Regions from separate parts of the Homo sapiens genome. Here regions 1 and 2 are each linked to region 3. Evidence: chromatin contacts called from ENCODE Hi-C or POLR2A ChIA-PET data. All regions are on one chromosome and are shown on one strand. The core of a region is the stretch at or near the end of the contact, and the rest is flanking DNA. Distances in the headings are between cores, read along the strand shown.

Region 1 (2,700 bases), core at 152-2,651, 1.0 Mb after region 3:
GCACCCACACATGTCACCGGATCACCATGGCCAGCCCGGGTTCAATTTCTCCTGTTTCCACCAAATGGGAGGCCCGGGATGGGCCTGGACGTGGAGGTCCGCCGACATCTGCTGCCCCTTCCTCCCCTCTCTACACCTGGCTGGCCCCTCCCTTCCTCCCTGTTTGCTGCAGAAAACAACGACATGCAGGGACATGAAATTTGGGGAGGCCTCTGGGGCACCCCACCCCTGCCCAGTCCTCTCTCAAAGGGATGGTGGGGAGAGGGGCAATGGAGGGGGGCAATGCCCCCTATCCCTCCATCACCCAAAGCTCAGGTCTCCTTCCTCCCTCTTCCGCACACCAGGCCCCAGACCCCTCTGCCAGCGCCCCCTCCTTCAACCTCTCCCCGAGCTGGATCCAGGGAGCCTGCGCCCTCACCTTCTGGTCCACGATGGAACAGGCCAGCTGCTTCACATGAGCCAGCTCGGAGGCGGCGGGCAACAGCACGAACTCGCGGGTCAGCCCGATCTGGATGTGAAAGGAGACCCCGGAACCCGGGGCCGGGATCTGGGGCAGTAGCGGTGGCGGCGACTGCAGCTCTAGGCCGCCGGGGGGCGGAGGAGACCCCGGCCCGGGAGAGCCAGGGAGCCCGGCGGGATAAGAGGGGGCGGTGGCCATGGGGGGAGGCCGGGGACCGGCCGCCTGGAGCCCACCCGGGACCCGGCCGGGGGGCCCCGGGGGACCCTGGGTTCTAGATCCGCGGGATCTCGTGAGCAGGTGGTGGGAGAGCGGGGATCCGAGAAAAGATCTGGCAGGCGGAGGGGACCTGAGGATGGCGGGGTCCTGGGAAGGAGAGAAAGGCACTATAGTGGGTCAGAGGCCCGGAATCCAGGGCTCCCAGAAGATCAGAAAGGAGAAAAGTAGTGGGTTGGAGGTCCCAGCGATTGAGATTCCAAGAAGCCTGAGAGGAAATCTAGTAGGTCGGGGTCACAGGGATCAGGAGAGCCCGCGATTCAAAGGCCCCTTCCCTAGAGGAGGGATTGAGAAGGGGGCAGAGGGAATCCCAGGATCCAGTGCTCCAAGAAGAGGATCCCACTCAGAAGGCGGCCCGGGGGAATTCACCTTGGGGGTGGAGGGCAGGAGTCTCTGAGTCGGGGACCGAGTGGATTCCAGAGATAAAGGGGTTCGCAGGGACCCGACCGGCCAGGGGATGGGCAGAGGGGTCCCGAGGGCCGGAGTGGGTAGAAGGGAATCTCACGAGTCGCAGAAGTTGGAGAAAAGTTCGGTCGGGAGCCGTGAGGAAGGGGGCGTTGCCGGAGCGGGGTTGGGTGGGGGGCAGGGAGGGTCGCCAGGCGCCAGTAGCTCTTTTTCCCCCTCCAAAGTTTAAGTCGGCGGCGGCGGCGGCGGCCCAGGAGGAAGTGTCCGGAGCGACAGTGCAGTCGACCAATCGGCGCGGGCCTCGGCGACGTCAGAGAGGGGCGGAGCCTGCCGAGGGGCCGGGGGCGGAAGGGGAGGGTGGGCCCGGGGCCTCCGAGTTGGGGGCTGGACCTCCGCCTCCAGGGTCCGGGACAAGGGATGGTGTGAGGGATGGAGGGCAGGCAGGCGAGACCAGTTCCTTCCCTGAACACAGCCAAGCCTGGAAAGTTAACTTTTCCCTCGGCTGGACAGGGAGGGGAAACACTATCACCCACCGCCGGTCGCAGGCGTCGGGCTTGGAGGCCACTGGCCCTTTAAGGAGGGGAGCCCTCTCCGGCAGGCGTCCGGCGCCCATGGCAGGGGACGGGTGGGAAATCGGTATCAGGTCCCGGCCCGCTCTCTGGGTTCGGCCTCTCTGTTCTCCGAGCGTCACCCCTGCCCTCCCCGCCGCGTCCCAGCCCAGGGAAGGGGGTGCTGCAGAGCGTCCCCCGGCCCCAGCCCATTTAACACATGGAAAGACCGAGGCCTCCAGATGGGTAGGAAGGGGCTCGCCTTAGGTCTGTCTCCAGCGATGGTGGGCAAGGTGCATGGCGCTAACTGGATGGGTGGGGAGGGTCCATCCCCCCGCCCACCCCAACCCCGCCTTAGGATAGTGTGGGGCTGCCCCGAGGGAGGACAGCACACCCATACCACTTCATAGATGCAGAGTGTGTCTCCTGGGGATGTGGAGTACGTGTGCGTGTCTTTCTCTCCATGTGACTTTGGGTGAGTGGCTTCTCTGTGAGCCTCAGTCCCTCCATCTGTTGGGACTGTAATAGGACTGACCCCACATGGGATGGTGGGAGCCGATGCCATGGTATACTGGTGCCTGGAAACGCAGCAGTTCAGTAAGAGGTGGTTGTCTCTGATAATACGCGGAAAGGGGTGGCCACCTCCAGCACTCAGGCTTTGATGGGTGGGCACACCCATTCAGTCACCCAGCAAGTATCTGTGAGGACCTACTGGGTGCTGGGTGGGCCCTGCTGTAAAACTCCAGCCGCTACAGGGGTCAGGCTTGATCTCTCCTCCCCAGCTAATAATCAAATAGTGGCTACCATTTAGTTTACACAGAATAAGCTGAAGCCTCAGAGAAGCAAAACGTCTTGCCCAAGATCCCAGAGTGAAGTTGCTTGAGGGAAGCTGCCCCACCCACCCCTTTGATTGACAAGTCAAGGCCTAGGTTTGAGCTCTAAGAGAAGGGCCACCTGTCTGGCTGGGATGCTGGCAGGACTGGAAATGGCAGGGCTGGCTGAGGATGGGGGCTG
Region 2 (2,700 bases), core at 194-2,693, 1.5 Mb after region 3:
GACGCTGATGCCAGACACACAAGCCAAACCCAGACTGAAACAACCCCCCACCACACACATACATACACACACACACTCACACCTGACAACTCACACAGACACCTGGACAGAAAACAGACATTTGCATTTAGCAGGCGCAGCATCACAAACGCTGGGCAAAAGACACATGCCCCGGAGATACAGAGACGGCCTCAGCCAAGACAGAAACACACAGGCAAGACACAAGCACACATATCGCACGCTCGGGCAAGACACACACATAAACACACAAACAGCTCACTCCAGCAACACACACACACTACAACCTCCACACCCCAGCACACGCAGGCACCACAGACCCCCAGTATCATCCCGGAACAGCACACACAGACAACTCTCACCGACAACACACGCAGGTCCACCCACCCCACAAGCAGGGCACCCACAGACAGAACCCCACACAAACAGGCGCGGGGACTCACGCAGACACCCCGACGGGTCAGAAACCCCAACATTCCTCTGGATCGACACCACCACTCCCTGCAGAACCCAGCACAAACTCGGAGCCAGACACGCGCACACACCCAGGCGAGACACCTGCAGATCCACAACCCCGCACACGCGCGCTCCCACGGCGGTCCCAGACACCCCCCTCCGCTGTCACAGCCCCCCCCACCGCCGCCACGTGCGCCCGCCCCGCCCGCCAGGCGAGCGCGGGGCCAATAACCGGCTGTTGCTGGGGCGCAGCCCCCGCCCGCAGGAGCCGCAGACTCCACGGCCCGCGAGCCGCCCCCCGTCGCCGCCCCCAGCGGGCGCGCGCCCTGGGTGTGGCCGCCCCTCCGTGCCGCCCCCCCGCCCCTCCCGGACTTTGGGGGCTGGGGCACCCCTGGGGTCGACCCTCTTCCCCGGGGCCGCACTGGCCGCCAGGGGGCGCTGCCGAGCCCGCACCCCATTGTTTGTAAACAAACCCGCCAGACCGCCGAGGCACCTGTGCGCCCAGACCGGCGCCCCAACGCCGAGCCGCCTCTCACCCGGCGACCCTGGCCCAGGGTCCCTCGCGGGGTTTGGAGAGGCGCGGTGTGGGGAGGCAGGGCGCCCACACTGCTCTCCGCCTGCACTCCTGTCACCTCCTCCAGGGAGTCCACCCGGCCTGGCCGATCGCCGCCGGAGAGGATTCGGGGCGCGCACACTCACCCCGGGGGCATGAACACGCCGGAGGGGGCGGCGGTGGGGGGCGGGCGGCTTCCTTCAGGAGGGCGCGCCCGCCGAGCGCCGCTCTCCGCGGCGGCTGCTGCTGTGGCTGTCGCTGCTGCTGCCGCTCTAACTGCAGTGGCGGCTGCTGTGGCTGTGGCTGCTGCTGCTCCCCGGGCCGCAGGCGCGTCCGCGTCGTGGCCGCTGCTGGGATCGCTGGTGCCGCCGCCGCCGCCGCCAGGCGCCCGCTCGCATGTGGCTCGCGCCGCGTCTCAGGCCGCCCGGCGGATCCCGGGCCCGCTCCAAAGCCGCCCCGCCCCGCCCCGCCCCGCCCCCGCCCGGCGGGTCCCACGCCCCGCCCCCGCGTGACGCTACGGCCCCGCCCGCCCGCCGCGGACAAGTCAGGACTTGCAGGCGCGCGCCGCGCCCCCCCCTACCTCCGCGCCGGGGGTTTCCCTGCAGCGGGGGACGGGGCAGGGCCTAGCCCAAGGCAAGGAGGACCCAGGCGCTGTGCGGCGGGGTGTGGGGAGATCGCCCAGACACCGGGACAGTCGGACACACACACTGACTGGGACCCACAGATCCACACCCCCAGCGATGCGTACACAGACCGACCGACGGGCGTTCCAGGGTCCACAAAGTCACGTGCAGGCAGAGCCCAGAGGATGTACTCACAGACACAAGGCCACAGTCTCGCAAATCCACACCATGGACAGGGGCATGAGCACACACACTCACATACTGATGGGGCTCACACTTACACACACCCAGACGGAAATGCACAGACTCACTAACAGGGTCCCCTGGACAAGCAGACGGACACAATGACAGGGCCACACACAGTTGCAGAAACACCCACACTGATGATCACACCTGGGCCCACAAACTGTGTTCACAAACAACCCTACCGAACAGGCACCCACACCACACACACGGTGGTGCAACCACACAGACATAGGCGGAGTGCTTATCAGGAAACACAAACTTGCTGATAGGCACAGGGGACACACACATACACACAGACACCTGTTACAGGGATACCTGGATACACGGCCAAATCCAAATCACACTCCCACAGGGACATACACAAATGCACTCACACAATTTCACAGCTAACACATTAAAACTATCAGAAAGTGACATTCGCCCGACACGGTGGCTCATGCCTGTAATCCCAGCACTTTGGGAGGCCAAGGTGCGTGGACTGCCTGAGGTCAGGAATTCGAGACCAGCCTGACCAACATGATGAAACCCCATCTCTACTAAAAATACAAAATTAGCCGGGCGTTGTGGCGCATGCCTGTAATCCCAGCTACTTGGGAGGCTGAGGCAGGAGAACTGCTTGAACCCGGGAGGCGGAGGTTGCAGTGAGCCGAGATAGTGCCATTGCACTCTAGCCTGGGCAACAAGAGCAAACTCCGTCTTAAAAATAAAAATAAAGGAAAGAAACTGACATTCAGAGACACAAACCAAATCAGACATAGAAGAAACTGACCACCCACACATGTCACAAAGTCACACCTGTGACAG
Region 3 (2,700 bases), core at 1-2,500:
GCCACCGCGCTCGGCCTCCCCCAGTATTCGTAAAATCGCTGCCCCTTAACATTCATTTCAATAGGACTAATTATCTAGGACCACTCCCGTTATCGTTTAAAACATGTTTTTCATAATTAAATTTTTTTTTTTTTTTGTAGAGACGGGGGTCTCGCTATGTTGCCTAGGCTAGTCTCGAACTCCTGTGTTCCAGCGATGCTCCGCCTTGGCCTACTAAAGTGCTGGGATCACAGGAATGAGCCCCCGCGCCCAGCCCAGGGCGTTATCTGATAAAGCTGTCCCCTCTCCCGAAGTCACGATGCGTCAAAGGCCCCACGCCCGTTCTCAAACTCATCAGGAGAAAAGCAGGACGCTGCATCCCTAAAACATCTGCCCCTGCCCCCCCCGCTCTGCTCAACCCTTCCCACACTCAATCGGTCAAATATCCACCCTCAACCTCATTCCCGCCGCCTAAGCCTAGCCCGGCCTCACATGATGGTCACTACGCTCTCCGTTCACTCCCGTTTCCTCCGCGTTGCTGCTGCCTGAGGAGAGAGAGGCGGGACTTCCTCTTCCTGCGACCCACTTCCGTTGGCGCCTGCGCAAAGCCAACCAGTAAGTGGAGGCGTGGCCTGTTGCCACAGCATTCCCCACCAACGGTGCACAATGATGGAATAAAAGCTTCGGGTAGGGGTTCGCGGCCAGTCAGAACCACACGGGGGCAGATGTTTATGACAATGAAGACAAAAGGAAAGGCAGTCTGATTCAAACCGTTTCTTGAAGAATGGTACAGGTTGAAGGAGGGAAATGACAAGCTATTTCCAAATGCCCGCCGGCCGTGACTTCGGGGGCGCGGCCTCCGTGAAGCCAATCCGCTCCTCGCTTCGGAGACAGGCACCGCCCCTCTTCCCTCTGGGACGCGTTACTGACGTATCTACTGATCTTTCCGACCCTGCGCCACCAATCCCCTGCCTACATCCGGAAGGGGCATGGACCTGCGCCCGGGAGATCGAATATTTTCCATGATCAAACGCTGTTCATTGGCTTTCCCTCCTCCGCTAAGGCGGAGCCTACTTCTCTTGCGCTCCCATTTGGGTCGTGCCATTCTCAGGGGAACCAACCCCAATACCTAAGGGAGGCTGGGAGGCGTGTCCTCAGGACCGTAGTTCTTATTGGTTTCGCTGCTCGCTGTGGGGTGGGCTGGTGCAGCCGCAGCTGTTGCTTATTGGCCCACCGATTCCATGGGGAGGAACTTGGCTGGGCCTAAACTCAATCCGTGGTCTGGTACAGGTTTCAGGGCAAAGCGGCCATGCGTTCCGGGGGCCGCGGGCGACCCCGCCTGCGGCTGGGGGAACGTGGCCTCATGGAGCCACTCTTGCCGCCGAAGCGCCGCCTGCTACCGCGGGTTCGGCTCTTGCCTCTGTTGCTGGCGCTGGCCGTGGGCTCGGCGTTCTACACCATTTGGAGCGGCTGGCACCGCAGGACTGAGGAGCTGCCGCTGGGCCGGGAGCTGCGGGTGAGGCTGGGCGGGGACCCGGGCACCGCGGGGACCCTCATTCCCTCCCCGCTGTTACCCAGGGTTGACGTGGCTTTAGCGTACGGCCCTAACCGCAGATGCCACCGTCTTCGTCATCTGAGCGCATGACCCTTACCAAAGGAATAAGGCTTCGGGCTGGTTCTGCAACAGTAGCTTCCTTTTAAGAGGAAAGGTCTGAAATAGTAAGACGGGGGGGTTCAGGGTTCTACGCCTTTAGTCAACTATTTGGAAGAGTCCCTTCCTCCATCTCCCCTCTCTCTCACTGGGCCTCGATTTCCCCATCAAGTTTGAGGTAGGCTGGACCGGATGGTCTTGGAAGGACTTTTCCTGAGCCTTGGATTTATCCTAGAAGTCTCCGATGCTGGAGGCGGCAGATTAGGAAGAGAACCCGGGGCTCCTCGCGGGTGACGGCGCCCGGGGTAGGGTTGAAATGGGGGGGTTGCTCTCATTCTTCCCTTCCCTATCCCACCTCCTTCCCAAGGTCCCATTGATCGGAAGCCTCCCCGAAGCCCGGCTGCGGAGGGTGGTGGGACAACTGGATCCACAGCGTCTCTGGAGCACTTATCTGCGCCCCCTGCTGGTTGTGCGAACCCCGGGCAGCCCGGGAAATCTCCAAGTCAGAAAGGTAAAGGGACCCACCTCCAGTCCCTGACCCCCTAGCCCTCCAGGGAATGGGAAATAAGAATCCTGTTCAAGATCCCAAAGAAGCTAAGAGGAGGAACTGGGGCTCTGACTGGAGTTAATCGGACTCTAGACTCCATGCTGGTAACAAACCACCAGGCTGTACTGCCCCCCTTAATGCCCCCACCAAAAGCTTACTGTGTGCTAGGCATAGGCAACAGACAGCCCTATAAGGTGGGTACCAATATGATCTTCATTATGCAGATGGGGAAACTGAGGCTCAGAGAGGTTATACACATTGCACAAATCCTACAGATAATAAGTAGTAGACCTTAGCCGGGTGCAGTGGCTCATGCCTGTAATCCCAGCACTTTGGGAAGCCAAGGTGGAAGAATCACCTGAGAAGTTTGAGACTAGCCTAGTCAACCTAGTGAGACCCAATGTTTAGAAAATCATAGACCTAGAGTTGAACCCAAACAGGTTGGCTCCGAGCTGGTGCTGTAATGTATCTGTTGTCTTCCAGAAAGCATGAAGAGTCATTTAAAGGCCAGGCGCAGTGGTTC

Evidence for each region. Hi-C counts contacts between places; a loop is a spot of excess contacts on that map. ChIA-PET counts read pairs that join two places held with the same protein, here RNA polymerase II (POLR2A). Pooled maps may share reads with other maps.
Region 1: a loop to region 3 is called in a pooled map, with 11 times the contacts of the local background. The contact joins the promoter of PRKD2 here to the promoter of QPCTL in region 3. A Hi-C loop is called at or near these places in 5 of 50 pooled maps. POLR2A ChIA-PET finds 5 or more read pairs at or near these places in 3 of 52 experiments (B cell, activated T-cell and endothelial cell of umbilical vein).
Region 2: a pooled map shows a loop between it and region 3 (2.8-fold over the local background). The contact joins the promoter of BBC3 here to the promoter of QPCTL in region 3. A Hi-C loop is called at or near these places in 6 of 50 pooled maps. POLR2A ChIA-PET finds 5 or more read pairs at or near these places in 2 of 52 experiments (H1 and OCI-LY7).

Annotation. Positions count from the first base shown.
Region 1 is chr19:46,715,713-46,718,412 of GRCh38, forward strand. It overlaps PRKD2 (protein kinase D2), which reads right to left and starts at 1,402. Exons shown (of 18, transcript NM_016457.5): 1 at 419-1,402. The coding sequence starts at 658. LOC107987269 reads right to left here. Exons shown (of 4, transcript XM_017027568.2): 2 at 2,641-2,700; 3 at 2,087-2,264; 4 at 822-1,465. The coding sequence ends at 1,099. RefSeq lists silencers at 1,298-1,347, 1,368-1,527 and an enhancer at 2,648-2,697.
Region 2 is chr19:47,229,756-47,232,455 of GRCh38, forward strand. BBC3 (BCL2 binding component 3) reads right to left here and starts at 1,444. Exons shown (of 4, transcript NM_014417.5): 1 at 1,174-1,444. RefSeq lists silencers at 602-1,321, 1,462-1,691 and enhancers at 1,832-1,951, 2,661-2,700.
Region 3 is chr19:45,691,416-45,694,115 of GRCh38, forward strand. QPCTL (glutaminyl-peptide cyclotransferase like) reads left to right here and starts at 1,251. Exons shown (of 7, transcript NM_017659.4): 1 at 1,251-1,495; 2 at 1,998-2,141. The coding sequence starts at 1,289. SNRPD2 (small nuclear ribonucleoprotein D2 polypeptide) reads right to left here and starts at 538. Exons shown (of 3, transcript NM_001384647.1): 1 at 472-538. The coding sequence starts at 473. RefSeq lists enhancers at 74-794, 613-742, 753-882, 1,408-1,958.